Regions from separate parts of the Homo sapiens genome. Here regions 1, 2, 3, 5 and 6 are each linked to region 4. A link is a loop called in an ENCODE intact Hi-C map of the cell type or tissue named here. Cell type or tissue: heart right ventricle. All regions are shown on one strand. Region 1 overlaps NRDE2 (NRDE-2, necessary for RNA interference, domain containing). Region 2 holds the start of LOC124903360 (a long non-coding RNA gene). Region 3 holds the start of LOC105370619 (a long non-coding RNA gene). Region 4 holds the start of TTC7B-AS2 (TTC7B antisense RNA 2). Region 5 overlaps TTC7B (tetratricopeptide repeat domain 7B). Region 6 overlaps TTC7B (tetratricopeptide repeat domain 7B).

Region 1 (5,000 bases), 400 kb after region 4:
GAAGCATTCACGCAAGCAGGTTGAACGCTATTTTACTAAGAAGAGTGTGGGATTAATGAACATCGATGGAGTTGCCATTAGCAGTAAAACTGAACCTCCCTCATCTGAGCCCATCTCCTTTATACCAGTGAAGGACTTGGAAGATGCGGCTCCTGTTACAACCTGGTTGAATCCTCTGGGGATTTATGATCAGTCAACCACACATTGGCTACAAGGACAGGGTCCTCCAGAGCAGGAATCAAAGCAGCCAGACGCACAGCCAGACAGCGAGAGTGCGGCTCTCAAGGCCAAGGTGGAGGAGTTTAACAGGAGGGTGCGGGAGAATCCTCGGGATACGCAGCTGTGGATGGCATTTGTTGCTTTTCAGGTATGTGTTGCCATCCCAATTCTCTTACCTTAGAAGGACATTCCTGATTTTGGGCAAACTGATGGACTGTGCAGCAATTTTTGAGCAAATGAGGAAATTTGACACTGGGCATACAAAGATTATTAGAATAGAGCCTTTGCCCTGAGCTCGCTCAAAGTCCAATGAGGAAAATGGACATGCGAAGAATAAGTGCACCCTGGGGTAGTAAATGCTGTAATGTATAACTTGGGAGTGGAGTGAGGGAATGGCTTGTGTTGAGGGAGGAGAAAGAGCTACCAAGGAGAAGGTGAAGTTCAACACAATCTTGAAAGAAGAGATGTTCACCAGGTAGGGAGAGGCATTCCTGAAGTACAAACAGAACAGGCAGAGCTCACGGAATTGTGAAAGAGAGAGGGCTGTTCAGTGTATTACCCAGTTAGAGCCATGCATTCTCTTTCGAAAACTTGTAGGTTTGTCTGAATCCCTAATTTTGAACCACTCATACAATTACCATATTTTGTGCCACATTTGGCCCTTTTATTGGTAAGGTCTGCTCTTCAGAAAAGACTTTCAAGGCATTGTATGCTAGTCATTGATGCAGAAATCAAAGCTTAAAATGGCAGAGAGTGGATAATTAAGTGATAAATACAAGATCAAACATATCAGGTGACACAAGCACTTTAGGATCCAGGTTTTCTTTAAAAGAAATAGTGGCAAACTGGTGGTTTAAGAAAGTCCCTAGGGGGTGGTAAGAAAATCAGTAAGCATTGTTGAAACTCAGGATCTCCCAGGTCCATTTGCATTTGTAAATTGGTGTTTTTGTTGTTGAGGACGAGGTCATGAAAAGTCCTGGCCTGTATGCCATCGAGGAAGGAGAGCAGGAAAAGCGAAAGAGGTCCCTGAAGCTCATTCTGGAGAAGAAGCTGGCCATTCTGGAGCGGGCCATTGAGAGCAACCAGAGCAGTGTGGATCTGAAACTGGCCAAGCTGAAGCTCTGCACAGAGTTCTGGGAGCCCTCCACTCTGGTCAAAGAGTGGCAGAAACTGATATTTTTGCATCCCAATAATACAGCCCTTTGGCAGAAATACCTTTTATTTTGCCAGAGCCAGTTTAGTACCTTTTCGATATCAAAAATTCACAGTCTTTATGGAAAATGCTTGAGCACTTTGTCTGCTGTTAAGGACGGCAGCATCTTATCTCACCCTGCGTTGCCTGGCACGGAAGAGGCCATGTTTGGTAAGGAGATAACCAGATCCAGTTACGTGGGAGGAGTTAGACTTTCTTTTGGCTTTACTTGAAAATGAAGATCTATTTTTGATTTATTCTAGAAAAAGTCTAAATTGTTTGATAGAACTGATTTTTTTAAAAAAGTATTACGACTCTTTTTGATAACAAATTTGCCCCCAGCTCCCAGGGCAGGTGGGGGCAATAGGGCCAGTAGAGTTAAGATATCACTGGACAAGGTTCTGCTGATTAGCCAAGTAAACATAGGCAAGTCTCTTAACTGCTTTGGCAGTCGGTGGCCTTATCTGTCGAGATGCATGTACCTGTCTCACCCAATTGTAGGGTCCCAGGCAGTAATGTCCGTGAGATGCCCTGACTGGGAACCACTGCATAAATAGAAGTTTTGGGTATTATTATGCTGTTAACATTTTTGGTGTGTCCTGAAGGAACCTGGAACATTAATTTTGACAGTAATGAGATGTTGGAGGCTGCATGTTATGCAGAGCCAGAGAGTATCACTTTTGACCTTGAATCCTGAAGGGTTTGCCCTTCACTGGCTCTCTTGTGTCCTTGGGCAGGTCCTCTTTGAGCCCCAGTTTCTCCATCAGCAACAATACTATAAACCTGCTTTACAGGACTGTGTTGCACAGTAAACGAGATAATCCATGGCGAGTCTAGCTCAGTGTCCGGCACAGAGCAGGCATTTATTTGATCACAACCCCTGTTATTGAGTATTAATTACTGTTGGCATCTAAAGATAGAAATACATTGCTCTCAAAATATAAGCATTTATCACACTGACACAGAGTCTTGAATTTGTCACTGTATGTGATCTACACAAATAGCTTAGTGTTATTTAGTAGCTGGAATTGTACCAAAAGTAAGATGAACTGGAATGTTCAGACATGGAACCTTGATTTGTTTACAGCCGACTCTGAACATAGGATGAAAGTTGCTGGTGAGTAATGCCATCTAGTGATCAACTGAATACAGCTCTTTGCTTTCTGATAAAAATCTGCTACGCCATCCTTTTTCTATAATTTTTCTTGTGATAATGAGCTGTGATTATTTGATAGCATTCAGACCAACCTCTTGACTTATTTTTATGTACTATATATAGTTTTTGTTGTTAATATTTGTGTTCTGTGATGCTTTCATACAAAAATTAGAACAAACATACTTGGATTATAATACTGTGTGAGACGCTTTAAATCAAGACATGTATCACAGCTTTGTAAATTAATAGTGATTGCAGGTGAAAGGTGTTCTCAATGTGTTAATTGCCTGTTTTGAGAAGTTAGGTTCTTTCCCTTTAACGGTATCAACCAGGCTTCTTCCCCTTTGCCCTCCTGTTCGCAGCACTCTTTCTTCAGCAGTGCCACTTTCTGCGGCAGGCTGGCCACTCTGAGAAGGCCATCTCATTGTTCCAGGCCATGGTGGACTTCACCTTCTTCAAACCCGACAGCGTGAAAGATCTGCCTACCAAAGGACAGGTACCCAGCTCTGCTCGCCTCATCTCTCTCTTCCTGGCTCTTTCTCTGGAGGGAGAGGGGGAAGGTGTGGATAATGAGAGGTGGTGTGGATAATGAGAGGTGGTGTGGTAGTGTTTTTAAAATATCATATCCTCCTTTATATCAGTCTGCTGAGGAGGAATTCTCAGAAATAGTCCAGTGATCTGAGGAAAGTTTTGTAATGAAAATGGTGAGATGTGGATAGGTAAAGAAGCTTCCCCCTCCTTCACAACATAAAGGCTCTCTGAGGACTCACCCTCCCACCCTGCCTGCCTGCCTGCCTGCCTGTGTTCCTCCTTTCCTTTTCCTTTCCCTGCCCCCTTCCCCTCCCCTTCCTCCTCCCCTCCCCTCCTCCCCCCCATCCCCTTTCTGCCTTTGTTTAAATGCTGATTGGCTCCCCTAGTCAGGGAAACAGTTGTCATGCCATTTTAAACCTTGTATTACTCTCTTCCACCCTTACACATTCTAGTTTGGGTCTTGCATCACTTCCTCAGTTAACCTTCTAAGTACCCACAATCTTCGCTAGAGTTGCAAATGAAATTACACAGAGATACCTTGTCAACAGTGATCCTTATTGGGGAAGGGTTAATCCTTTAGATGACAAGCGAGCATTGCCAATGTTTGAGATAAATGAAGATAAGTGAAGAAATAAAGAATTTTTATAGAGCTATGTATATAAGAAAATGTATCTTTTCCCTTTTTCCACTAAATAAAACTCAGTTTTCTACTCTGTAAAGATGTCTAGTGGAAGATAAATAGAATATATGAGTTTATGGTGAACATTCAAAAGTGTTTCTTGAGAGGCCAAGGCCTCCGTCATGTGGGAGTTTCATGAATTGCCAGTAAAGACCATTTTTATCATGATGCTACCTCTAGAAAAAATTGGATTAAAGAATTATACCAGTTAAATTGCTATAATCAATCATTAATAAACCATATAACAGAGTAATTTTAAGACATGCTGTGAGATTTTAAGAATAGGCTGTACTACAGAAGTGATTCTCAGCTGACTCTAAGGAACCTTGTGGGTCAGGATCAGAATTTCTCTCACCCCCTCCCCCTGCCCCTTTCCTAAGACCCTCTGTGATAAGAACAGAGTGATGGGTGGAGGGTTCTGCCTACAAATGTGACCCATCGAAGACCACTGCTCTAAAGTGTTGGGAGACCCCGATCCTCGTGCTTGAGGTTTTAAACACGAATAGCACATGTGATTCCAAAGCATTTACATGACAACTTTGGAATAAAGTTTCTTATTTACTAATATTCCATATTGCTTTTATAACTGAGAGACGTTGTTACCGTGAACACAGTAGCGTGATTTAACACAGGCAGGTCTGATATTACTGGTCTGCGTTTCTGTGGAATAAACAAATAGATTATACTCATTTATCACACTATTTAAAAAAAATTTTTTTTCTTAAGTAAACTTTCTTTCTTCACTCTTACAAGAGCCAGACCTCTAAAGAGGGAGCGTAGTCGTCCTGGTTCCCCTTTCTGAGGATGACTGACGTGTCAGGACGTTTGCCCTGCCCTGACGTGACTCTCCTGGAGGCAATACTCCTCCAGGCGTGTGTGGCATTGCCCAGGGCTCAGGCTAGATAATCCTGTGGCTCATGGCCCATGCTGTGCCCACTGGAAGCCTGCTTGTCCTCTTCAAAAGGTTTCTTACAAAAGCTTTCACTGAGTAGGTTATTGGCTCACTTTCACAGTCCTGTTTCCAGTTGATAACATGATCACGTTTCTGTTCATTGCTGTGTTCACATTCTGTTCCATAGGGAAAGATTTATTGCCAGTGAGCTGCTTACCACACACCTAATGCTCGAATGAATGAGGGAGGTGCTAATGGGGCCAGGCTTTAAAATGCAGACCTTTAGGCTGGGCGCGGTGGTTTAGGCTTGTAATCCCAGCACTTTGGGAGG
Region 2 (5,000 bases), 62 kb before region 4:
TCTGGTGGGGGTGATGGTTGTCAGAAATGTGAAAACCTGAAGAGATACCTCAAAAGGCCAATCTTAGGTTCTACAGTAGTGATGTTATCTGCAGGAGTAATTCGGGAAGTTGCAAATCTTGTGACCTTTGGAACAATGGCTGGTAATCACTTATGCCTTAGCAGAATTCAGGCTTCTCTCATCCTCCTAACCTGGTGGTCCTTCATTGGCAGTTGAGTTTTGGGGAAGTGTTATTATCATTTAAACTATAAACTAAATATCTCCTAAAGTTAGCTTGACCTAAGCCCAGGAATACCATAGTTTGGGGGTTAATGGCAAGATAGGGGTTGGTTAGATCAGATTTCTTTCACTGTCATAATTTTCTCACTGTTACAATTTTTGCAAAGGCGATTTCAGGAGAAGGAGCCCATTTTCCTTGGAGGGTAGAGGGAAGATACTGGATTGGTTGAACATGGTGGAATCTCTTTGTCCACAAGAGGGTGCTATCCTGGGGAAACATTGGAATTCTTGGCTAGTGCTCAGCATATAGGTTTCCAGGCTATTGGCTTGTTGGTCAGGATTCAGGAATAGGTCTGCGTATAGGTGCAGGACTTGGTTAAAACCCAGGAGTGGCTGAAGCTCATTTGGAGGGCATGGCTAGAGGCTGGGCCCTGCAAGGCCCCAGCAAGTAACAAGACAGCTCCACCTATAAGCACAATGCCCCCCAGGGCTCTGGGCTAGTGAAGGGGTGGAGGGATGCCGATGACACAGAGCTTTCCCCTGGGGTTTACAATGCCTGAAATACATGAGCATTTGGACATTTGTGCCGGATTTACATTCTCAGTTAAGGTGATGTTAAAATGTGGTGAAGAGTGTAAATAGTGGCCTGAGTGTCAGGACAAGCCAGTGTGAGGTTTAAATGTATCATGTTGAGATAATCAGGAGCTAATTATCTCGAAAAAAGAGTCATCCTCTCCCTTATTGCTTGAATCTCGAGTTCAAGTCCTCCTGCTAACCCTGGCAGGTCTAGGTATGGCATGCACCTCTGCAGACTGTGGAGGATATGTCCTAGTCTTGGCAGGCTGGCTGCATGTCCTGCTGTGTCCCACCCATCCTCTGCTCCAGGCTGCCTGCCTCCTTGCCCACCTGCCCTCACCCCTGCCAGGCCAACCCCCCACCTCTGTTTATCTTCTCCATCCATCTGGGAGTCATCTCTTCCCTGTGCTGAGTCCGCCCTTGGTGACACCCGTTGTTGCATACAGACCTCTCCAGCCCCGTTTGTCCACACCAATCTCTCCATCCTCTGATTCCACCTCTATTTATAGCTAGTACCATCTAATTTGGCATTCAGATTTTAATTATTTCACATCTGCCATTTGCCTCTCTCAAACTAGACTGTATAATTAATTAATTCATTAAATCAGCAAATATGTGAGTGCTTATTCTGGGTTGGGTGTTGAGGCTGTGTCATATCTAAGCTGCCTGCTTTATCTCCCTGCATGTGCGCCAGGGACAACAGTGCCTGCTGCACAGGGGTGCCTGTGACGGGGCCATTCTTTAACATTTTGCCCTGGCATCCAGGGGCACACTATTGAAGATAAACTCTAGCTGAATAACACACAAGGTGCCTAAGCAAAAGGGCAAACTTCTCAGTATATTCTGAGATCCACTCCATTTCAGAATAGGTTTTGGTTTGGGCCTGATATAAAAACAAATACTCTTGTGTCTAATGCCTCTTCTGCCTACACTCACCGACGAGCTGGTTCATCTCAATTTGTCAACTTTCAAGCTGTTTGGCTCTCAAGGGACTGCCTCCCACTGCTCATTTCCTCTGACAGCAGGTGACTCTCTGGGCCTCCTTAATGCAGTTTTCGCCTCTGCAATGTGTGGTGGTGGCCGCTGTAGTTTTTATTCTTAGGGTTTGGGTGCTTACTTCTAGGATCTCTTTGGGGCCTAGACTGCTACAAAGCTAGTAAGGTTGTAAGACATCACCTAGGCCAGACTCGTGTTTTATATTTTAAAACTCCTAGTACGGTGCTTGTTCCGTCACCACCCATCCCTTGGCTTCCATCGTTTCCAAACCATGTCTGGTGTTCATTTTCTTCTCCCAAATGTTCGTGATGCTTTGGGAATGCAAAAAGCATCCATATTTGGAAAGCTCAGAACTCTCTCGGGGGCGGGAGCAGAACACAGATTGTTCTGTGGAGAAGGAGAGAGTCATGTGCGGCTCAGAGCGTGGCTCTCCGGAGTGGGTCGGAGTGGGACAGAAGAGCAGGAAGGAAGCTGGGGCCGGCCTGGCTGGGCCTTCCTCGAACCAGGCAGAGGCAGGCAGCTGCCCTGCAGGGCCCACCGCAGTCTCTCAAGACAGACAGAGGAACGGTTTGTTGAGTGCCTACTGTGTGCCAGGTTCTGGAATTGTAAAAATATAATACATTATTAATAATGACTACAGCATTAAAATAATTCCTTCTAGACACTGTTCTAAGCACTTGTCCCTTACCTCCCTTTATCCTCACAACAACTCCAGAGCTAGAGACAGGAATAGAGCCCCCATTTGAGAAGGGGAGTGAGGGGTGCCTGCTTCCTGGACTGCGGCTAGCAGGTCATTTGGGGAGGGGCTCCCAGGTGCAGATTCCGCCGAGTCCGGACTGAAGGAGGACACGTCGATCCTGGTGTGCTGGGAGGTGCCTTAGTTTGCGTTTAGCGGCCTGTGAACGAGTCTTGGGACCTCTAAAAGCTGACTCAGGGCCACATCAGCTAGGACTCGCTGCTAGCTGCCGCCCAAGGTCGTCCCGCAGCCCCTCGGCAGCCGCCGCCAGGGGTCGCGGGAGCCGCGTTCTAGCGCAGTCGCGCGCCACAGTTGCGCATGCGCGGAGCTGCTCCGGGCGTCCTCGGCCGGGTCGGCCTTGGGACCGTGCCCCCCCTGCCCCGCCCCGCCCATCTCCCCTCCCCTCGCGTTTCGCCCCGCCCCGCTCACTGCTGTCCCCGACCCCGCCCCGCCCCACTCTCTTGCCCCGTCTCGCCCCGCCCCTCCTTGCGCTCTCGCCCCGCCGCGCCCCGCCCCGCCCCGCCCCGCCGTCCTGGAGCCAGTGCCCTGCATCTCGCGCAGGTGCCGCCGCAGGACTGCAGGACTGGTTCCTGCCGCGGCCACCGGGACAGTGGTGCCCCAAGGCCGGCTGACCATTTGAAGCCCCTGTACTTGGGTTGATTCCGCGATTCAACTCGAGTTCAGGGATGGAGAAGAAAGGCAAACTTGCCAACTCTCTTGATTAACCTCGCATTAGTGAGCCTTCTTAGGGACTCACCAAGCCGAGCTCTCTGGGAGGCGTTCACACTCACAGGCCCTGGCTGTTCGCAGGCAGCAGCTGAGCCTTCACCGATGTGCCCCTTTATTGTTTTCTGAGACCATATTTATAGAGACTCTCGTAGAAGCTGACAGCATTTAATACGTTAAACATTCAATGCGTGGGTATTTACAAAGAGAAAGGATGTAAAGGTGCGTTTCCTGCTTTAGCAGGAATTGAAGTACGTCATATTTTTCGTGGACCGAAAATTCCTGGTCATAAGGACTATAAAAGCCCAAAGAGGATTTTCCTGGAGTGTTCCTTGAGAGATTCATGTCTTCAAGTGAGATCTAATCCCAGTCTTTATGAATTGGATATTTGCTAATGACCATGATCTTCTAGGTGTCATCCTAGAGCCGTAGGACAGACAAGTGACCACTGACATTGCCTTTTCCCCGGCAGAAAAAGTCTCCAGTCTGTTGGGAGCTGTGTGGCAACTGCTGTGGACCTGCTGTGGTAGTAAGCTCATTGGATCAGGATTTGCCCATGTGACCTTGGGCAAATCATCTCTGAGCTTGAATCTCCTCATTTGCAAAGAGAGGACAGGAGAGAAGATAGAGCTCGATCTTTTTTCCTTGAGAATCTGCTTTTCTTTTCTTTCTTTCTTTTTTTAGAGACAGGGTCCTGCCCTGTCACCCAGGCTGGAGTGCAGTAGTGCGATCATAGCTCCCTGCAGCCCCAAACTCCTGGGCTCAAATGATACTCCTACCTTGTCCTCCCAAAGTGCTGGGAATACAGATGTGAGCCACCGCGCCAGGACTGCTTTTCATTTTTGGAAACATTGAGATCACTTCGGGTGCAGTGAAACAAGTAGTTTTATAGAAAAGTCCATGAGTGGAGGGAACGGGGTGGTTCAGGGGAGCTTTCCGGGGTGCTTTCTTTTGCCTATGTAGGAAACCCAGAGATGTGGTAGTAGGGGTTGTGAGGGGGCGCTGTGGGGCCATGCCTGGTGGAGATCCACCACGTTAAGCCTTCTGCTAACTGTTTGTCTCTGACTCCATGATCTCTTCTGCCTCTTCCCATTCTGGATTCTGCTCATGGTGGGCGGCTAGATGGGTGTATTGCATGTGGCCGCTCATCTCAGGTTGCTGGTCAAAGCTTCCTGTTTATATTTAGAGAGTGTAAGAAGAGTAAGAACCCTTTTATTGCCACTGACCCATATTCATATTTAATGTTGCTTGTGTTAGTCGGCTCCTCATTGGTTCTCTTTTTGGAAGCAAGCAGGGACTTAGAGAGTCCAGAGGAAGCTCAGAGGGCTGGAGCTTTAGTTCAGGTTGGCTGAGGTGCTTGTTCTTAATTCTTCTGTGACACCATGTCTGTCTCAGTCACTGCATTTTTAACATTGTTTTGAAAACATTTCTCGGCCAGGCGCGGTGGCTCACACCTGTAATCCCAGCACTTTGGGAGGCCGAGGCAGGCAGATCACCTGAGGTCAGGAGTTTGAGACCAGCCTGGCTAACATGGTGAAACCCCGTTTCTACTAAAAATACAAAAAATTAGCTGGGTGTGGTGGCGCACGCCTGTAGTCCCAGCTACTCGGGAGGCTGAGGCAGGAGAATCGCTTGAACCCAGAAGGCGGAAGTTGCAGTGAGCCGAGATCGCGCCATTGCACTCCAGCCTAGGTGACAAGACTGAAACTGTCTCAAAAAAACAAAAAAACAAAAAAAAAAAACAAAA
Region 3 (5,000 bases), 180 kb after region 4:
GCCTCAGGCTCCAAATGGGGAAGGGGTGTGGAACCTCTCTGTCTCTCACCACAGATGCAGAAGAGGAGGTAAGGACAAGGAGCACAGGGTGGAGAAAGGAGCCCGTTAGGGTGAAGTGAGAACAGGAGGCTCCCAGTGTGTTAGCTGGGACTGGACAACCTCTGGGCCCAAGCTTGAGGTCCCAGTGGACCCCTGTCTTCAGAGAAGCCTGAAAGATCTGCTCAGACAAGGAAGGAGGTGAGGGTGGGGCAAGGAGCCTGGGACTGTCTCTAGGAGATTCTGACTCCCTTCACCTTCCTTCTCTCTCACTCAGCACCATCCCCTCCCCACCTGCCAGGCTGGACCCAACTGGGGAAGCCTGGGAAGTACCCCTTGACTTGGTGGGTCCTGGTGTCAAGGGAAAAGATAACCCTCCTGAGAGTAGCTGCCCTGTAGCTGGGCCTCCAAGGTGCCAGGAGGGGAAAGGGCCAGGGCCTGGAAAACACAGCTGCTGATGGCAGCCTGGAGCTAGCCCCGCAGGGCGGGGGGCCACGCAAGTGGTAAACAGGAGGGAGGTGGCTCACCCCTTGGGAGCTGCTGCGGATGTTGTTTTGGAAAAGGGATCAGGAGTCAGCCACTGTGGAGCGCCAGGGCCCTGGAGAGCCAGAGAGAGCCACTGCAACAGAGACAGTCCTGCTGGAGCCCAGGAGTCTGGGAGAGCCAGTAAAGATTTGGGTGAGGGAGGCCCAACTGCTCCTCTGAGGAATAAGGAGAGACCCTCCCTCTAGACAGAGTCATCAGGGTTTGTCCAGAATGGCTTGGGTTTCATACACACTGACCTAAGTGACTTCTCATGTGCACACTCCCTGCACACAGACCCCTGAACACATGTTCACATGCACTCCACACACACCCTCGCACACACATTCCTGCACACACACTCCTGCACATATACACACTCACATACAGCCCTGCACACACAGGTTCTGTGTGAGGCCACATGGTTCAAGTCTCAGCATCACCACTTCTTGGCTCTAAATGTGGGCGTTTCACTTACGCTCTCTAAGCCTCAGTTTCCCCATCTGCCAGGTGGAGCCAATACTCTTGTCCTACCTCTGGGTGATTGCGAGGTTAGCAATGCCAGCTGCCAGCTTGGACCCATGTAAGTCATTGTCCTCCCCGTTTAGTTAAGGAAACTGCATCTCAGCAAGGTCGAGGGAGTGGCCCCAGTGCCTGGGCCAAGTAACAGGACAGGACTTGAATCACATTTTGAACCAGAGGTCACCTGCACATCACACATCCATATTCACCCATATGTGCCCACACGAGTTAGCAACTCGTGCACACTCATAGATGCACGTGATTGTAATAATAGCCTCCATTGATGCGCATTTACCATAGGCTGGGCATTGTGCCAAGTGCTTTACCCATGCTCACACAGCACCTCACACCTCAGTGCTGCCCCGATGTGTTTGGCTGCAAGTAACAGAATTCAACAAAACCACAAATACAGCCATTGTTACTTCACAAGGACCCTGGGCATAGGCAGTTTCCGGGTGGCTTGGCTGCTTGGTGAGGTCATCAAGGACCCAGGTTCTTTCCCTCTCTCTGCCCACCATCCTCTGTGTTAACTTGGTGCCACATAGTTGCAGGATGGCTGCTGCAGCACCGGCCACCACGTCTGCACTCCAGCATGAAAGAAAGTGAGGGTGGACCTAAGAGAACTCTCCTTTCACACCCTTCCCTTTTGTTAAGAAGCAAAAGCTCTCCCAGAAGCACCCCCACAAAAAACTTTCCCTTACACTTCATTGCCTGAAATTGCGTCAATGGCCCCTAGCTGCAAAGGAGGCTGGGAAAGAAAGGGCCTGGCACAGGGGTACAGGGCCATCATCACTGACTTATGCAATGAAGCAAGACTTGTCCCTGGGGCTGGGCATTCTGCCGCCTTGAACAAAATCAACGTTCTGTTGGCCAGGAAGAGGAGGTGAAGGTGGATGAAAATGTCTACTGCTTGTGCCCTTCAGCACCATCCTTCATCCCTCCTCCAGGGGGCAGTGTGGGACAGAAGACACAGAAGGCACAGGGGTGTGAACGCCTGGCGGGGGATGAGGGGACCCCAAATTCCAGTGCAAACCCAGCCAGCAACAGGCCTGCTGCAGACAGCTTCCTGGAACAAGGCACGTACCTGGTTGTGCCCACCCCAGGCACCAGAATCCAGGTCACAACGGCACGTGTCCCCGAACCCAGACATCTAGTGCTGTGGTTCTTAACCTTTGTTTCTTCCTGCCATGACACATGGATGGGATGGGTGCATGCCCATGGCCGTCCTACCCTTCACCAGCCCTCACCAAAACATATCTGCCTGCGAGTGCCTGATGACGCTGTCATGGGGTAGCCTGGAGTCCCCTCTAACGAAAGACAACAGGAAGTCAGTAGCTCACCTTCCCCAGGCATCACATGGAGCCAGCCGGGAGTCCCTAGTGCGGGGAATGACTGCCTCATGGAGCATTTGTGAAGATGGGTTGTTGAGAAGGGCTTGCTGTCATGTTCCTTCTGGAGTGACATTAATCCGGCCTGCCCTTCAGTCAACACAGCTTGAGGACCAGCCCTGGCTGAGTGCTGAGGGCGGGGCTTGGCTGTCCGGGACCAACCACGGGTCTTTTTTGGGAGATGCGTCCCTGTTTGGATTTTATCTGAAAGCCCTCTATCCAGGGTCCTGTTGACGCCATGTGTGCCCTGTGGGCCTTGGTCCGGGTCATGCATTCTGGGGACGCTCTCCTGAGCTGGAGCACTAGCCACTGTGCACATGATGTTTGGGGTCCCTGACCCTGCAAAAGCTCCAAGCTCCCTGGAGCACCCTTCCTGCCTGCCCAGCCAGCAGTTTCTAGTGGAAGTTTATTTCCTTCTGCGCGCTCTGCGGTGCTGGCCGCCGGCCTAACGAGCACGGCTTCTTGCTTTATGTTAGGCCCTGCAGATCTCCGGCAGAAGCTGTCTCTGTCCCAGGCACTGGCAGAGGGAGGGGATGGAATCCCTTCCAGATCAGAGTCAGAGATGGAAGCAGAAGCCCCTCCAGACAGCGCATGGCCCCAGGACACTTGCTGGGGGAGCCCCAACAAATCTCGTACTTGGGCAGTGCAGGACTCAGCACCCTTTGGACAGATCTCCCGCCCACTGTCTCCCTAAACACTGAGAACTGAACTTCTTATAAATGCTTTTGGGTGTTAAGAATGGGGCTTGGGAAGGCTGTGATCACACCACCGCACTCCAGCCTGGGTGACAGAGCAAGGCCCTGTCTCGAAGAAAAAAAAAAGAGTGTGGCAGTAGATCCTGGTGGCCCTTCCCTTTGAGAGAGCGGGTGGCAGGGAGTGGCTGGGTGTGAAGGGTGCATGTGCCGCGATTCAAGGAGAGGGAGTCCCCACAGGTCCCCACATGGCTGTGTCAGCAGCTTTGGCTTCCAGCAAGTGGCGGGAGGGGAGGGCGTGTTTGTCTGAAAAGGTTACTAAAGGTTGTTTCACTCAAAGGATTTGGTTCTTTGCAACCTGGCCGCTTGGATCCCAGAGTTGGGCGAGGTGGGAGACACAGTGGGGTTTTCAGCTCATCTCCGCTCTGGGCGGGCTGGGGGCAGGGGCAGGGACTGGGTGTCCTCTCTGGCTGCAGCTGCACTCCTTGCAAGAAGGGAGGGGGTTCTGGTGAGGGAGGGCCAGAGCCCAGGTGTTCACACCTGCGTATGCTGAGCCTGTGTGGGGTGCTGGGGACATGGAGACCCTGTCCCTGAGGAGTGTTCAGCCCTGGAGAGGGGCTGATGGCCATGCAGGTCACCATGGAGCTGAAGTTCTCAAATGGGGGTAATTGTGTCTCCCAGGGACCATTTGGCAATGTCACAATTGCCAAGGGATACTGCTGGCATCTAGTGGGTAGAAGCCGGGGCACTGCTAAAAATCCCACCATACACAGGACAGCTCCCCACCACGTGGACCTATCCAGCCTCCAAATATTAACAGGGCGTCTTGGGACCACCAGCGTGCTGCCAGGGAGCCAACTTCTGCCTGGTCAGCTAACTCCACCGTCCCAGAGCCTGGGGAATAGCGAGGAGCGGCTGGAGACTGGCGCATGAGATCACCTCTCATGGCGCGACGCTGCCTGATCAGGTAACTGCGCTGACTCATCAGGCTGCCATCCCGTGGCCCTGGAGAGTGGCTTGTGGTCTTTGGCTCTGGGGTAGTGAGAGCCTGCTGGCCCTGGGAGGGTCCAGCCCTTTTCTTAGGCTCTTCAAGTCCCAGCACACACATGGGGACTGGCTCTCTTCTCAGGGTGGCCGAGGCCCTGCTGGACTTGGAGAGATACAAGCCCTAAACAGGGGGCTTTCTTCATACTCAAGCATCCAGCTGCCTTCTCTGGCCTATCTCTCTCAGAAAATGGACAGGAGGCTCCCGCCTGTGTCCCTGCTCCAAGACTTTCCTGCCCAGAGCACTGAGGCCCAAATGAGAACAACCAAAATAGGGCAGAGGCCAGATCAGAGTCCACATCTTATCTTACTTTTTTGAACTCCCCTGCACCTTCCAGATAAAACCTCCATCTGCCCTTCCAATGATGTGACTTTGCTTCAACTTGCTTTTCAATTTTCTTCTTTGAGACGGAGTCTTCCTTTGTCGCCCAGGCTGGAGTGCAGTGGCGCAATCTTGGCTCACTGCAACCTCCGCCTCCTGAGTTCAAGCAATTCTCCTTCCTCAGCCTCCTGAGTAGCTAGGATTACAGGCATGTGCCACCACACCCAGCTAATTTTTGTATTTTTGGTAGAGATAGGGTTTCACTATATTGGCCAGGCTGGTCTCGAACTCCTGACCTTGTGATCTGCCCACCTCAGCCTCCCAAAGTGCTGGGATTACAGGCGTGAGCCACCACGCCCAGCCAACTTGCTTTTCTAACTGCCCCCCTTGTCCCTCTCAAAGCCCTGGACTCTTCAAAGTCCCTGCCCTCCTGCCACATAGCCCACCTCCCACCCCATCAACACTGACTCTGCC
Region 4 (5,000 bases):
ACCTAGTGCTTCAGCATTTCAGGAGTGCTGGTTGGTGAGAAGAAAACATGGAGAAAGGCAGACGGTTTCTTTGCTCTTTGAGATCTACTGGGTTGACTTATTGTGTTTGATCTTTAGTTATAAGATTCTCAGCCACATAAGAGAAAAAAATATTGAATAGACTCTAGCAGGCCTCCTTTTCCTCATTACCCAGGAAATTGACCCAGTCTTTTATTCACACTACTACTTTGAGTTTCCACGACAATGACAGGTGATATTGAATTTAAGTGTATTGGTGCCTAGGTCAGATTTTGAGGTCTGAAGATAATTTGGAAGGACAAGTTAAAGGGAAGAATTGTCTTTTCCCACCCTACTCCCAAGAAATAAAAGGAGAAATAACAACACAACAAAAATGTATTGAGCTTATTATTGAAGTAGCCACTCATTACAAGCTGAAATGATTCTCATGTCCCCAAATTTCTCTAGCCTTGGTTTTCCATTTTGATTTTGGAGCTCTGGCCTTCTTCCCATTTACATTTCCTCCTTGGTTTGATCACAGAGGGACAGATGGCAATATTAAAGAGCCGAGAATGTGGTTCAGAGTCATAGAACAGGACGAAACCAGGTGCGGTAAGCTTGTACGTTAGAATGTACATTTCAGAGCCTGGAAAGGTGCTGCCATGGGGCCCAAGGGGGAACTGGAACCTATCGCCAGGACAGAGGGTCGAGAGGGAGGGTTGAATGCTGGCGAATCAGCAGACAAGCCCTGGAAGGAGGTTCAGCAGGAGGAGGATAAAACCAGATAGAAAAGATAGGAGAGAAGAAAAGATGGAAGTAGGTCAAGGGAAGAGTAGACTATGTCCCCATGAAAAGTGGTAGGCTTTCCTGCCAGTGGAAAAACAAGGATTTGAATGAGAGCAAGGCTGTGGGACTCTGGCCTGAGCTCTCCATAATGGGCTGAGGACAGTGATGTTGGTGAGCGGAAGCAGAGCTTTGCCTGTCAGGCGGAACGAGCAGCTGGTGCTCCGGGGACCTGCAGGCCCTTTCCTCCTTGGTCCCAGCCGAGCTGTTGGGAACGATTCCAAGTGGAAGGAAATGCACCCAGCTCAGGAAGCTTGTGAAGTAAAGTGCAGGAGATGAACCCCAAGTTCTGACAGCTTGCCAGAGTGCCCGCTGAGTGAATGCTGGCAGGAACATTTGTTTTGAGAATAGTTTACCATAATGAATTCTGACATCATTGCACTCTCTCAGGCAAGGGTGTTGAAATGGAATAAATGACCTAATGTCAGGGATTTGTGGAAACCCTCAAAACAGGGAGATTGGGAGATTCCTTGGCTCTCTTATCTTCATTTTGAGTGGAGTTTTAAGCAACAGTTCCTTCTTAGATGTTTAATTGATCTCAACATTTTAAGAATTAACTAACAGTTTGAAGATATGAAAGCAATCGTGTGGGTTTTGTTTGCCTCTCTCAAATTGGGTTATCTCATAGCATTTGGAATAGAATTCTTGCAAGTTAACTTCCTCTTTTTTTTGTTCTGATTATCCGTGTACTTGAACATTTTTCCTTTTCTGCTCTCATGGCAACAGTGGAAGCGATTAGTTGAATAAAATTATGATTATGTGATTTAAACATGTTTGGAAGACAGGATTTCCTGGGAATCATGCTTTTACATTTGGGCACTTTAAGATGTGCCTGTTTCACCTCTTCTTGCTGTCCGATTGATCTGTGGTGGGGCGGGCACCCTTCTGGGTGCCGCATTCATTGCAATGGGTTGTAGCTTCAGGCCTTCTCAGCTCTGTGGTTACTGTGGCTTCTTTGTTTACAAGCAGATGCTTCCCAGATTGAGGAAGAATTTGCTTCTGAATCTTAAACTCTCTCCAGGAATAAACTGGAAACAGTTTGAGAAAAACTTGTATTTGCTTCAAAGGCTTAATTGGGAATACGCACCCAGTGGCTGGTGTTGCCTCATCCTGCCTGGCCTCCTTCGGGGCGGAGACTTCCTCCGTTCCTCCACCAGAGGGCCTCGGTCCTGCATGGGAGAAACCGTCTTGCACCTTAACGGGGGAATTGAATTTCTCTACCCGTCATTGATCTCTTTCGGCAGCCCAGGGCATTACCCGCATTCACTGGACTTCTTCACCTGGGCCAACGGATTTTCTTTCCAGTTTTGGACCAGTAATGAGTATCTTATTAGCTGTCATCACTGGGACACACAGAATTTATGTTATAAATATATGAAGTAATTTGCATATTAATGATGCAAAACATAGACCTGAACTCTTGGATTCATATTTTGTTCCTTCCTCTAGAGTTACACTTCTGTTTTAGAGCTTATGTGTACCCAGGAAGGTAACAGAGTACGGTAGAAAGCTCCCAGCTCACTCTCTCACTGGGCCTGTGAGCTTGAGCAGGCCCTTCACTTCTGTGTCATAACGGACCAGATTCTGTTGGATCATTTATAGCTGGAAAATTCTGTGCTTCTGTAACTGTCTAAGTAGCTTACTCTGTTTCCTAGGACACTGGAAACATTCTGAATGACCAGTTCCTATTTGTAGGCTTCCCTGGGTTACAATATTTAGGTTTGATCCTGCTTATTCCAGGCCTGATTTCTACCTGGTAAATCAGCCCCTTCAACCAGGGTCTCCACTTATGTTGCCTCAGTCACAGCTTATTTCATACAATTCAAAGTACCATCCCTTCTGTACCCAGTAGGAGTTTAATCCGTGATTCTGGAACAAAGTTAGACTACCATATCCATTCCCATCCTTTGTTTAGCTGTAGCTATTTCCTTCCCGCCGTGTTACTTAAGAGAACTGAGCTTCAGTCCAAAGCAAATGTACTTTGTTGCCTGTGAACATGGATCCCATAAAAACAAATGAAGGAGAAAGCAGAGTAGATTGCATGTCCCAGGGCCTGTTACCTAATCTTTATTCACGTCTCTGTTAGGTTTCCTTTAGTGCTGCTTGGCATCCTGAGCACAGCTTCTCTTTTTATGCCACCATCAAGCTTCTGATCTGATATCATCTGATATGTGTGGGTGAGAGGACTATGGGAGTATTTATGTACCTATGCCAATAAATCATTATCTTAAAGTTCTGGGGCCATTCTTGTGCATGAGAGCCCTGGGATGTCATGTAGGTATAAGATGCGAATTAATAGCCCTCATGAGTGCTTGTAACTTACAGAACCCACATTCAGTTTGATTTAATATCTTTGCATGATTCAAAATGTCGTCCAAGAAGAGAGCCAAATACCTAGAGCATCTGCCACGGCCTGCAGAGGCTGGCTGACACGTTTGCACTGGCTGACCCACACTGTGGCTTTTTGGAAAGATGAGATATGTTCTAATGAGCAGGTTATAAATATCGCCGAGTTATGTCATAGGTGGTGGCCGTGCTTAATGTAAAGGGACCAGCTGGGGAGCGTTCCCAGCTCAGCAGGCTGGATGCAGCTTTCAGAGAGGACAAGTGGGGCTTGAAAATATTGACCAGGATGTTACAAAATAATTATTTGTCTCTTAATGAAACATGTCACCAAATGTGTCCCTGTGGGGTGTGAGTGGCAGCGAGATGAGGTGTGCTCTGCTCACACTCAGGGAGCTCGGGTTCCAGTTGTCACATGCTCGCTCTCAGAAGGGGCCTCTGACCCTTTGCTTCTTTTTCGTCAGTGTGGGGTTTGGAGGAGGGTTGGTTTGATGAATTTACTGGGTTTGATAAGTTTATGTTCTCAAAGATGCAGAGTGGTTGCTTGGTGGAGTTCCTGTTTTTTTGTGCCTTCCATCTTCATATTTTATCCTTACCCATGTTGCACACGGTGCTTGCTCATATTCCTGTGCCCTGTTGCCCAGTGTTGTCTCCCACCTTTTAAATGAAAATATAGATTTCAGTCCCACTCTATAGAGCCATTGAGAGTTTGAACACAGACTCTTCTAAGGTATCTTGCTTTTTAATTTGTTGGCTTCAACTGATTTTCAAATTTTTATTTTTTAGAGAAAATGTGCTAGGGGTTAGAAAACACAAAAGGCCATCAATCTTAGGTCAAATGTTTCATTTAACCAAAGATGGCTAGGCATGTGCAGAGTAATCGTTTGCTTAAAATCTAGCCAACAGCTTTTATGCAGACAAAATGCATTGAAACGTGCATATAAAATATTTAATATTAATACATGCCAGATGAAAACCGTCAAATTCTGTGTCCACACAGGAACTTGACAAGAGGAGTCGGAAGATTTAGAGAGCTTCTCAGAGCAGTTGAAACAAGAACGACTCAAAACCTGCGAATGGTAAGTGTGAACAGTGACTTGATTGAGGCCAGCAGGGCACTTGTCTCATAGGTATTTACATTCATATTTTTTTACATTTATGTATTATAAATATATGTGACATATATGTGTTATAAATATATGTGACATATATGCATTATACATATATTTATAATAAATATATGTGACATATATGTGTTATAAATATATGTGACATATATTTATGTACATATATGTCACATATATTGTATGTGTGACATATATATGTATATAAAATATACATGTTTTATAATAAAATGTATATAAAATATACATGTTTTATACTAAAATGTATATAAAATATACATATTTTATATGTATATTTATTTATTTTATATAAAATAAAATGTATATAAAATATACCTATTTTATAATAAAATAAAATATATTTTATAATAAAATAAAATATATTTTATAATAAAATAAAATATATTTTATAATAAAATAAAAAATATACATATATTTATAATAAATATATGTGGCATATGTGTTATAAATATATGTGACATATATTATACATATATTTATAATAAATATATGTGACATATTATACATATATTTATAATAAATATATGTGACATATATGTGTTATAAATATATGTGACATATATTTATGTACATATATGTCACATATATTGTATGTGTGACATATATATGTATATAAAATATACATGTTTTATAATAAAATGTATATAAAATATACATATTTTATATGTATAT
Region 5 (5,000 bases), 160 kb after region 4:
GTTTCCTGCGTCCTCAGCACCCAGGCCTCCTTTTTGCAGCAACAGCCCTGGTTTTGGTTTGGGAATTCGCCTTAGCTCTCCCCCGATGGGGCTTTGGAATTGGAGCATGCAATTCAGTCCTGCCCAAGCAGCCTCCTGCACTCATGGGCCACAGAGGGTCAGGAGTGAGCATGTGACCTAAAGCGGTCCAGTCAGAGCGGGAGCCACAGAGAAGGCTGTCGCTCTTTCCTGCTGCCTTTCAAGCTGAGAAGTGAGGCTGGAACTGCAGCAGCCCTCTTGCCACCATGAGAAGAAGGTGTAGAGGTGTTTGAGCCAAAGTCCGAATCCCACAGAGTAGACAGCAAGATCCGGAACCAGAGAGAAACTGAGCAGGTATCTGCAGTCTCTCAGGGACAGCTGTAGGGTGGCCCCACCTTTCCAGGACACAGGGAAATATGGAGGGCTGAGCTCTGAACTTAGGTGCCCTGAAGCCTAGAGGACTGCATTCAAACTGGGCACGACCTCTCTGGCTCACTGAGGCAGGCGGGCTAGGGGGCAGCCAAGGAGGGAGAGACAGTAGGTAGGAGCCCCAGCCTCAGCACTGACCCTGCCAGGCAGCACTTGTGGCTTTGAGTGGTCATAAGTCATGGAATTTGCAATGTAGGACCTGGGGCAGGTACTCAGTGTGGTGGCAGCTTGCCCTGATTGGAGGCACAGGGCTGGGCTCTGCCATCCCATGCGGGAGCGTGGGGCAAGGCCCACTGGATCAGGACCAGGAAGGGAGGAGGCTGGGCCACCAAGGCAGATGGTGCAGGCGCTGTACCAGACCTTCTCTGCCAGGCCCTCACCTCAGAGACTCCTGTGCGTATCAGCCCTGCAGGGCGCGGGGGCTGGCTCCTGTGTGTCTGCCCGGCACCTCTCCATTGTCTTCATCTCCCTCAGGGAACCACCCCCACTCTCCACCCACATGGCTCAAGGATGGACACATGGGCCCAGCCTTAACAACCAGAGCCCTCCAGCTCCCCAGTATCAGTGACTGGTTTGGGTTTGGGCATGTGACCCATGCTTGGCCAATGAGAAGCACCCCTGGGACTTTTGTTATGAAAACATTAGAAAAAAAGCCTCTTTCTGCTGGGTTTGATGTCCTAATAGGATGCCAGTGGGGGGCTGTGGGTGCCATTTGACATTATATGGGGTGGCCTGCCTGAGAATGATGCCAACACAGAAAAAGAGAATGAGGAGGTGGAAAGAGAGCCGGGCCCCGGGTCACCGCTGGAGCACTGCGGCCCGAGATTTTTCCATCATAGGAATCCATACAGTTTCCCATCTTGCTTAGTGCAAGCACAGGGGTTTCCATCACTTCTACCTAAAAGGTACCTAAGAAATGCAGGAAAGTCCTGCCGTCCTTGGTACTCCCCCCTTGGGCACTCTTCCAGACTCCTCAGTCCCCCACCTTAATCCCACTCACCCACCTCATATTCTGTTTTCCAGTAAATCTTGTCTTTTCTACCCAAATCGCATCTCAAATCTCTCCCATTCAACTTCATCCCCAGTACCTTGGCCCCAGCCCCACACAGTCCAATGTCTGCACAGTCCTCTTAGAAGGGAGGATTGAGTCGGTTCTCTCTATAAACCCCTGATGGCTTCTCAAGCCCTTGCCTGGAACCAGACTCTGTGTCCCAGCCCCCTGTGTGCCTGGCTGCCTCTCCTTCCCCAAGCCCTCTCATGGCTCTGGCCTTCTTCCTAGTCTTCTGACCTGCTGAGCCTTTCCCAACTAAGGACATTCATCCATCCGTCCATCCATCCATCCATCCATTCATCCGTCCACCCGTCCGTCCGTCCGTCCATCCATCCATCCATCCATCCATCCATCCATCCATCCATCCGTCCATCCATTAATAGATGAGGACGCAGACGCTAGACACTAAGACGGCAGGACACCTGCCTGGGGTCATTGTGGAATTACCTGGCAGAACTAAGATTGAGACAGGCCTGAGGGATAAACATTTCAAAAGTGCCCAGGTCTGCCCAGTGGAGGCATTTTTTGGACAGTGAGATGCAGGAGATGCCGCGTTTGATTCCAGGACTAGTGCTGACCCTAACTTAGGCAAGGCGTTCCTGTTCCCTGGTCTTAGTCTCCCCATCTGTGAAATTTCATTCATTCATTCACTCATTCATTCATCCAACAAATATCTATGGAATGCTCACAACATGCCAGATGCTTATTCCAGGCACTGAGGGCACAGCAATGTGTGACACAGATGCTGCATCCACTTAGGACCTACCTTCTGGTAGAAGGAAACAGACAGATGAGGAGTATGGCAGGTGGGGTGACGCATGGAGAAAGATGAAGCCAGGGAAGGGGTGTAGGGAGTGGCAGGGCTGCTGTTTAGAAGGTGACTAGGGAAGCCTCGCTAAGAAGGTGACATCTGGCTGAAGAAAGACAGGTAACCTGGGAGGAGGACATCTCAGGAAGCAGGAACAGCAGGTGCAAAGGCCCAGAGGGGAGGGGGATGGTCAGGTGGTGAAGGATGAGAAGAGGTCAGAAGTTTAACAGGGGCCACACAGGTGCGGCCTCGTGGACCATGCTAACAGTGTATATTAATTGCCTGTGGTTGCAGCAAATTACCATAAACTGGCTGGGCATGGTGGCTCCTGCCTGTAATCCCAGCACTTAGGGAGGCTGAGGCAGGAGAATCAGCTGAGGCCAGGAGTTCAAGACCAGCCTGGGCAACATGGTGAGACCCCCCCCCCATCTCTACAAAAAAAAAAAAATAGCCAGGTTTGGTGGCGTGCACCTGTAGTCCCAGCTGCTTGGGAGGCTGAGATGGGCTGATTGCTTGAGCCCAGGTGGTTGAGGCTGCAGTGAGTGATCACGCCACCGCAGTCCAGCCTGCATGAGAGAGCAAGACCCTATCTCTACAAATAAAATAAATTAAAAATTTTAAATGACCGCAAACTTAGCGTCTTAACACAAATTTATTCTCTTTGTTTTGGAGGTCAGAAGTCAAATCAAGCTTTCAGTGGGGCTGTGCTCCTTCCCCAGGCTCTGGAGGAGGACGGGTGTCCCCGTCTTCTCCAGCGGCTAGAGGCTTCCTGCGGCCTTGGCTCGTGGCCACCTCACGTCACCTTTCCTTCCTCTGCTCCGTCACTGCGTCACCTTTCTGCCTTTGACCTCCTGCCTCCCTCTAAGGACTCTGCTGGTTGCTCTGGGCCCCCTGGATAGTCCAGGGCCATTGCCCCACCTCGAGAGCCTTCGTTCAATCACATCTGCATCGCTCCATCTGTCATGGAAGGCAACATAGTCACAGGTTCCAGGGCTCGGGATGTGGACGTCTTTGAGGGGCAGGGGGAGCACGTTATTCTGCAGGCCGCAGCGTGGGAGCTGGGAGGCTGTCAGGCTCCTGCTGTCACACAGCGACCATGGTGCTTAGACCAAGGGGCGTGGAGGAAGTGGCGAGAGGCACTGGACTGTGAAGATTCTGAAGACAGAGCCAAGAGGGTTGCTCACACATGGAGCTGGGTGTGAGGGAGGGGAGACGCCAGGGATGAGGGTGAGGGTCTTGTCCTGAGCTACTGGAAGGATGGCGATGATGGCCAGGAAACAGGAAGAATAGGTTGGGGAGGAGAGGAGAAGGCAGGAGTCTGCTTTCAGGCAGGTTGAATACAAAATGCCTGTGGAGCCTCTGAGGGGGAGGCAGCTGGCTGGGCAGGAGCCCAGGCGAGAGCCCAAGATGAGGCGAGAGTGTGGGAGGTGTCAGGGATGCGGGGCTGGGAGCCATGGGCCTGACGGGGCCACTTCGGGACAAGCATAGACAAAGAGGAAGAGGTCAGGGCTGAGCTCCGGGGCTGGCGGGGTTTACAGGCTGGGAAATGAAGAGATCAGGAAAGAAGGCGCAGGAGCAGCTGCAAGGGAGGCGGAGAGCAGGCAGGGTGAGCTTCCTGGAGGAGGTGGGTGGGCTCTCTCAATGCCTGGAGACCCCGTCAGGGTGGCCTGAGAGCTGACCGTGGGCCTGGTGGTGTGCAGGTTGGCAGTGACCTTGACCAGAGCCATGCTGGGGATGCAGTTTTGCTCCCCCAGATTCATAGGGTGGAGCCCCCGCCCCTGTGTGACTATATTTGGAGATAGGCCCCTTAAGGAAGTAATTCAGGTGAAGTGAGGTCATCAGGAGGGGCCCTGGCCCAGTAGGATTGGCGTCCTCACCAGAAGAAACTCTAAAGTGCAAGTGAGCTCACGCTCAGCCACGCCAGGACACACGGAGAAGGCGGCCACCCGCAAGCCAGGAGGGAGCCTCACAGGAACCCAGATGGGCTGGAACCTTTGCTTTGTTCTTTGAACCTCCAGGACTGTGAGAAATTAAGTTCATTGTTGAAGCCACCTGTCTGTGGCGGTTTTCTTACGGCAGCCCAAGCTGACTAAGGTGGGGTCAAGCCAGGTTGGAGTGGGCTCAAGGGGGAGGAAAAGGTGAAGTCTCTTTCAAGAGCGTAGCTGCAGAGGGGAGCTGAGAACACAGGTTAGGAGTCCGGTGGGGAAGGGGCCGTGTTGAGTGTTGAAGGCGGCCTCGCTGAGCACCTTGTGTTTCCAGCAGGGCAGGCGTGAGGAAGGAGAGAGGGAAGCTGAGGGGGGCTGCCTTGGCTGGGGGCCTGGTGGTTCCCCAGAGCAGCAGCAGCAGGGAGGCAGAGGCCTGGGTACCCCCAAGCCAGGGAGCCCTGGGGACGGGGCACCCACTCCTCAGTGAGCAGGGAGCCAACTTCGGGCAGGGTGGGGTGGCGAATGGACCAGGAAGGGAAGGAGGAGGCAGAGGAGGGAGGAGGCCCTTCTTTGAAGGAGCCGCCCCACTCAGCCAAGAGGATCTCAGGACAGAGCCAGGCTGGGGGCCTGGGCAGGTGTGGCCGGGGCAGGCCACTTCCCATCCCCAGCCCCATTTGGGATCCATGGGCTCGTCTGTCTGTCTCTCTGCCTCCTTCCAGGTCCTGGGCCCTGGGCTGTGGCCAGGGCTCTGCTCACCCTCAGGGCTGCG
Region 6 (5,000 bases), 82 kb after region 4:
GATTGGCATTTAGCAGGCATTAACTCTGTCACCCCTGTGCACCTCCAGGCCCCCACAAGTGGCAGATGATAGCAGTGGAGCTTCACACTCCATGTTTAAGGGGCTGTTTTCCCAGTGGCTGATGAAGCCTCCAGATCCTGGGTTTCTTTTGCTTTCACTGCCATAGTGACCCACTGGACTCAGTTCACAATGGATCTCTATCCAGTTTCTCTCTAACACCCGTTTACCTAACTCCTTTGACCAGTCTTATCTTTCTGGTAATTTATGTATAGACCAGTCATTTATGTGGTCCAGATGGGGTTCCTGCAGCAATATTTAAAAGACCTGCACAGACATCAGGCCGCATGCTACTAAGAAGAGAAGTGGCTATTGGCATAAAATATCACTGTGAAAAAGTTAAAATCATGATGCATACGACTATCAAACACATGTCAAAGATTTTATTTACCTTATTAACTAATGCAGGAACCAGGAAAATGTTAAGACCTATTCACAGAAGAGTTTGAAGAACAGATACTCATAGGCAGGAATGCTGAAATGATTTGCAAGTAGATACAAAAACAACATCCTATAAGATGATGAAAGATATCGTTTGGGGTTCTTTACTGCAGGGTGACATCAGTTGTCTCTCCCCCAAACAAAATTCACTTGCTTTATTATCAGTTTTCCGCGGGTTAATTTCTACCCCTACAGAGCTGTAAAGTAGCTCCGTCAATGGGAAGTGAGTCAACGGTGCCTGCCCTTTAGAGTCAGATAACCCGGGGAAGGTCTGCTGGTCAACCCCCAGCATTCCACGGACAGACACCCACCTATTTGCCCATTTCCAAGTCTTGCACAGTTTTCCCTTGCATATGTTTAGATTACTAAGTGAAGGAAGTCATTTAATGAGAAGGGATGTAATGATTCAAGTGAATTCACACAACTGCTCCAATACTCAGAGTATTTTTTACTTTCCTAGTAAGGTGTCTGGTCAGCTGATATCATGCTTTTAAGAGTCAGGGGCCTAAAAATATGTCACCTAAAATATAAATGAGTACGAAGGGTGAGGCGGGCAGTGGGCTGGTGGCCGTGGTCTGCAGAGACCAGCAGGGAGGGAGGGCTACGGAGGCAGCAGAACAGAGATGGGGTTCCCTGTGAGATTGTTTTACAAATGTTTCTGCAGTTAAAAAAAAATGTTCAAAGTCAGGGCCCTGTTAAGGGGATGGACCCCCTGGAAACTGATAGACAGACCCGTGACCCCAGGCCCTGCGGGCAGTGCACCTGGAAGGAAGAGAGCTCTGCCTGGAAAGCCATGAGCTGTCCAGCCCCTGCCCTGCCCACCGCCAGGCAGCCCCAGCCCCCACCTCCCCCCCAGCTGGAAGTCCCCTTCCCAAGCACAGGAACAGCGGCGCGGCGCTGTGCTGCTGGGCGCACCCGCCCTTCGCTTGGTGAAAGGTAATCATGAGACTGGCCTCTTCCCTTTTGTGGATATGTTCTCAAAATAAAGATCATTTTAATTTTTTTAAAATTCTACATTTCTAAGTCTGGAAGCAAAAATAGAAACTGTCCATATTTATCTCCCCTGAAAGCCCCCACTCCTGGCCTATGAAATCTTCAGGATTTGGGGGAGTCTGCCTCCGAACCAGCTAGCAGGAGATGCTGCCCAGGCAGGTTGCCTCGGCGCCGGAGCGCTTTCCTTTGCCTGTACCCCCTTTAGAAATGAAAAAATAAACCCATCAGCTTCGTGTTGCCAATTTCCCCTCAGTTCCCCACACCTCTCCCACCTCCCCACATTCCCTCCCACTTAGCAACCAAGAATATTGAATGTGAGGAGAAAAAAATAGCAGAATTGGAAAGCTTTTTAAAAATACTTAACCAAATGCCTGGGCTGTGTCCATACTTCCTCCATTTCCTGAAGGTTCCTTCAGGGCCAGAGTGGGGAGGACCCTGGCTCCAGGCAGTGTCTGGTGGGGACTGGCGGATGGGGTGGGCGGTAGAGGCCCCAGTGGTCACTCAGAATTCCCCCTCCGGCTCCCCGCAAAGCCTGGAGGGAGGAGTGGTGAATTGAGCAGCCCTTATTAAGGAGCATCCTGTCTGGTTTTTTAACTTGATTTTCTCTGGGATAGAAATAAATGTTTCTCCTGTAGCCCTTATCATTATGTAAATGTAGTCATCCCCGCCAGCCTGCTCGGTAAGAGGTGACCCTGGCAACAGCATAAAGCCTGAAGGAAGGGCTGTGTCTTTCAGGGGACAGCACACCTTGCAACACTCCCGAGTGGGGCCGCAGTGGCTCCAGCAGCCTAGAGGCTGGGATCAGGGCATACAGTGTTTTAGAGGAAGGTGGAACTACATGAACAAGCGCCTAAGAATCATGGCTTCTTTAAAATAAAATGAAAACTGAGCAGAAAGCATTTTGGCAGACAGCATTTGGCTTCTCCCCGGAGCTGGTCTGTGCTGACTTCCCGGCTTCCTTGCTTCTGAGCATGCTGGGTTGTAATGGGCCCCCTGCTCTATCTGCCAGTTTCCCAGTCTTCCCACCCCCTTCCAGATCCACCCCAGGCTCTGCACAGGCCTCCAGGGCAGTAAGATGAGGAAGACGTGGGCAGTAGCAGGGAGTGAGTGGCCAAATTGAGAATAGACCCTAGCTTCATATTCTCAGCAACCCGTTCCCTCTTCTCGATTTTTGCTTAAAGGGGGAAAAAAATTACACTGAGCTAGTCACTAAACTGAGCATTGGAAAACTTGCAAATAGTGTTCCACCTGCAGTTGGAGATGCGTCTCTTGCTGTGAGCAAAATGGTGGGTGGCATTCTCTTACATTTGGCGAGGTGTTTGTCATTTCAGAAGCCTGGATTCTATTTCTCTCGGTCTGCAGTTTTGCTTGCATTTAGGATAGAAATCTGTCTCATGCTTTGTCTTCTGTCACTGGGTGAAGTGTAAGGCTCCCTCAGTCCTTGTGCATATTGACCCAGCCACTCAAGACAGTGTGAATTCTGACCAGAATCTCACCAGAAGGTCCCAGCAGGCTCCCTGAACTGAATCTCACAGCATTTCAGCCAGGGATGGTAATAACCACGTTTATTGAAACTTCTCCATGCCAGCACTGTACTAGGCCACTGATGTGTTATCTTCAATCCCTACATTAGCCTTGCAAGATAGCTACCGTTACTTCCATTTTACAGAAAATAAAATTGAAGCTAAAAGTGGCTAAATAACTTGCCCAAGTTTTTCCAATTGAATATGTAGCAGAACAGTGATTCAGCCCCAGGCCTAACATCAATGCTCTCTCCACACTGGCATGCTGCCTCTCTTGAGCTGACAACCAGTTTCTTTTCATTTTTTATTGTTAACCAATTCTTTCCCCCTCTTGTCACTGCTACTAGACCCATCTCCATCATGTACCCATGAGGTGACATCTCCAGGTGATTCAAAGTCCTGTTTCAGTTACTTGCCAACAAACAGCATTTAAACACACACATACTCACATTCACATTTCTTTGCTCTAACCTCAGTTAGGAGTCAGAGATCCCATTTCATCCTTACAGTCACCAGCATTTGGGTGGAGCTTTTCTTTTTATAAAGCATGTCCTCATTCTATCTTTGAAGCAGCTCCATAAAATGGGCCAAGGTCGTGTGATCTCATACCCATTTTACTGATGAGACAACTGAGGCTCCGGGATATTGGGAGCTTACCTTGACTCTTATCATCCAGGCCTAAGAGACCTGGAGAAAAACAGAAGTTCCTCTCTCATCTGCCCCTGTTCTGGTTTCCTAGCCGAGGCCCTTCTTTTAGGTGCAATATTTACTGTGTGCCAGGCACTATTCCAGGAGCTGGGAAGAGGCTCAGCTGAGACAAGAGCTCCAGGGTTCTGACTCCAAGCCCGCCCCACCACCACCAAGCCTCTCGTGTTTAACCTCTGTGGAAGATAGAGGATTTCCAAGAGAGGCTTCTAATAGCCGGTATAACTTTAACTCTCATGACAATTCAGTGATAATAGGGAATAGAAGTCCCTGCATGTGCGCATCTACGCATGTGGGCATCTCCCGCTTACATACCATGGATCTGGGGTCCTTCCAGTTTCCTTTCGCTCTACTACAACACTCACCAGGAATGGTTTTCTCTCCCTTCCTGCCTCCCTCCTTGGGAAGTGCTCCTGGCAGCCTAAGGGCCCGGCAGAGAAGAGGTGAGGTGACTGGGCTATGAGGAGGAAATGGGTGGTTCACAGAAGTGCCTGAGCAGATGTGTCCCAGAGGGAGAGAGGAAGGTGACTTTCCAGCTTGCCTGAGAGACTGTCCAGAGTGAGCAAGTTAGGGAGACTCAGGGTTGCTCAAGGCCTCTCCTTGCCCCTTGTCCTGTATTCTAGGAGTCAAATGTAAATCTTGATTGGTAAAGACTCTATACCATGTAAATGAAGAACTAAAAATTGCTTCAAGCATCCAGTAAAATTCTCAATCGGTCACAAATACCTAATTATTTTTAATTTTTTTTTTTTGAGACAGTCTTGCTCTGTCGCCCAGGCTGGAGTGCCATGGCATGATCATAGCTCACTACAGTCTGTCTCCCAGGCTCAAGCCATCCTCTTGCCTCAGCCTCTCAGATAGCTGGGGTCACAGGTGCATGCCGCCAAGCCTGGCTAATTTTTTTATTTTAATAAAGATGAAGTCTTGCTATGTTGCCCAGGCTGATCTTGAACTCCTGAGCTCAAGCTATCCTCCTGCCTCAGCCTCCCAAAGTGCTGAGATGACAGGCATGAACCATTGTGCCCAGCCCTAATATTTTTAGAGAGAAAACATTGAATGTGGAAACAAAAGCATCTCTATGTTGAATAGTTGATTGTTGCGTACACACTGTTTTCCAAAGGAAGTAAGGCAGACACACTAAGGATGTAACTGAACGCTGTTTCCCAGCTGGTGGAGGGAACGTGGATCCTGTGCCATTGTCAGGGGGTGAGGTTCAAAATTCAGATGATGGTTTGTTTGGGGTTTCTAACATTTTAACTCAGCTTCCCCATACCTCCTACA

Evidence for each region. Hi-C counts contacts between places; a loop is a spot of excess contacts. Peaks named below come from ENCODE experiments on the same cell type or tissue, not always from the same donor. Only the 100,000 strongest peaks of a DNase experiment are listed, where the experiment ranks them.
Region 1: a loop joins it to region 4, with 7 times the contacts of the local background. A loop is called at or near these places in 68 of 110 quality-filtered maps.
Region 2: it touches region 4 in a loop (9-fold over the local background); 26 of 110 quality-filtered maps call a loop at or near these places.
Region 3: a loop joins it to region 4, with 2.0 times the contacts of the local background. A loop is called at or near these places in 24 of 110 quality-filtered maps.
Region 5: it touches region 4 in a loop (3.0-fold over the local background); 8 of 110 quality-filtered maps call a loop at or near these places.
Region 6: it touches region 4 in a loop (2.4-fold over the local background); 17 of 110 quality-filtered maps call a loop at or near these places.

Annotation. Positions count from the first base shown.
Region 1 is chr14:90,299,302-90,304,301 of GRCh38, reverse strand. NRDE2 (NRDE-2, necessary for RNA interference, domain containing) reads left to right here. Exons shown (of 14, transcript NM_017970.4): 5 at 1-367; 6 at 1,177-1,582; 7 at 2,930-3,063. Among named protein-coding and RNA genes, the nearest start is that of NRDE2, 30 kb to the left of the region's middle. RefSeq lists a silencer at 1,203-1,497. In heart right ventricle, a CTCF peak has its summit at 2,540 (motif pointing left); a DNase peak (open chromatin) is centred at 4,631; H3K27ac peaks cover 3,122 bases.
Region 2 is chr14:90,756,380-90,761,379 of GRCh38, reverse strand. The region is part of intron 3 of TTC7B (tetratricopeptide repeat domain 7B); the gene reads left to right. It overlaps LOC124903360 (a long non-coding RNA gene), which reads right to left and starts at 2,819. Exons shown (of 2, transcript XR_007064302.1): 1 at 2,480-2,819; 2 at 1,863-2,388. RefSeq lists a silencer at 2,713-3,052. In heart right ventricle, CTCF peaks have their summits at 470 (motif pointing right), 2,571 and 2,773 (motif pointing right); DNase peaks (open chromatin) are centred at 1,509, 2,219, 2,829, 4,239 and 1 weaker place; H3K4me3 peaks cover 1,726 bases; H3K27ac peaks cover 3,619 bases.
Region 3 is chr14:90,516,112-90,521,111 of GRCh38, reverse strand. LOC105370619 (a long non-coding RNA gene) reads left to right here and starts at 3,903. Exons shown (of 2, transcript NR_135274.1): 1 at 3,903-4,127. RefSeq lists enhancers at 1,721-2,455, 2,456-3,190. In heart right ventricle, a CTCF peak has its summit at 2,027 (motif pointing right); no DNase peak of the experiment used is centred here; H3K27ac peaks cover 1,306 bases.
Region 4 is chr14:90,694,762-90,699,761 of GRCh38, reverse strand. TTC7B (tetratricopeptide repeat domain 7B) reads left to right here. Exons shown (of 20, transcript NM_001010854.2): 6 at 4,184-4,262. TTC7B-AS2 (TTC7B antisense RNA 2) reads right to left here and starts at 2,429. Exons shown (of 2, transcript NR_135190.1): 1 at 2,098-2,429; 2 at 388-2,009. In heart right ventricle, a CTCF peak has its summit at 1,978 (motif pointing right); DNase peaks (open chromatin) are centred at 1,071 and 1,991; H3K4me3 peaks cover 588 bases; H3K27ac peaks cover 4,290 bases.
Region 5 is chr14:90,535,107-90,540,106 of GRCh38, reverse strand. TTC7B (tetratricopeptide repeat domain 7B) reads left to right here. Exons shown (of 20, transcript NM_001010854.2): 20 at 1-5,000. Among named protein-coding and RNA genes, the nearest start is that of LINC00642, 82 kb to the right of the region's middle. RefSeq lists enhancers at 231-743, 744-1,257. In heart right ventricle, no CTCF peak of the experiment used is centred here; DNase peaks (open chromatin) are centred at 3,096 and 3,768; H3K27ac peaks cover 2,641 bases.
Region 6 is chr14:90,612,862-90,617,861 of GRCh38, reverse strand. The region is part of intron 16 of TTC7B (tetratricopeptide repeat domain 7B); the gene reads left to right. Among named protein-coding and RNA genes, the nearest start is that of TTC7B-AS1, 27 kb to the left of the region's middle. RefSeq lists a silencer at 663-957 and an enhancer at 2,304-2,825. In heart right ventricle, no CTCF peak of the experiment used is centred here; a DNase peak (open chromatin) is centred at 2,101; H3K4me3 peaks cover 1,479 bases; H3K27ac peaks cover 4,449 bases.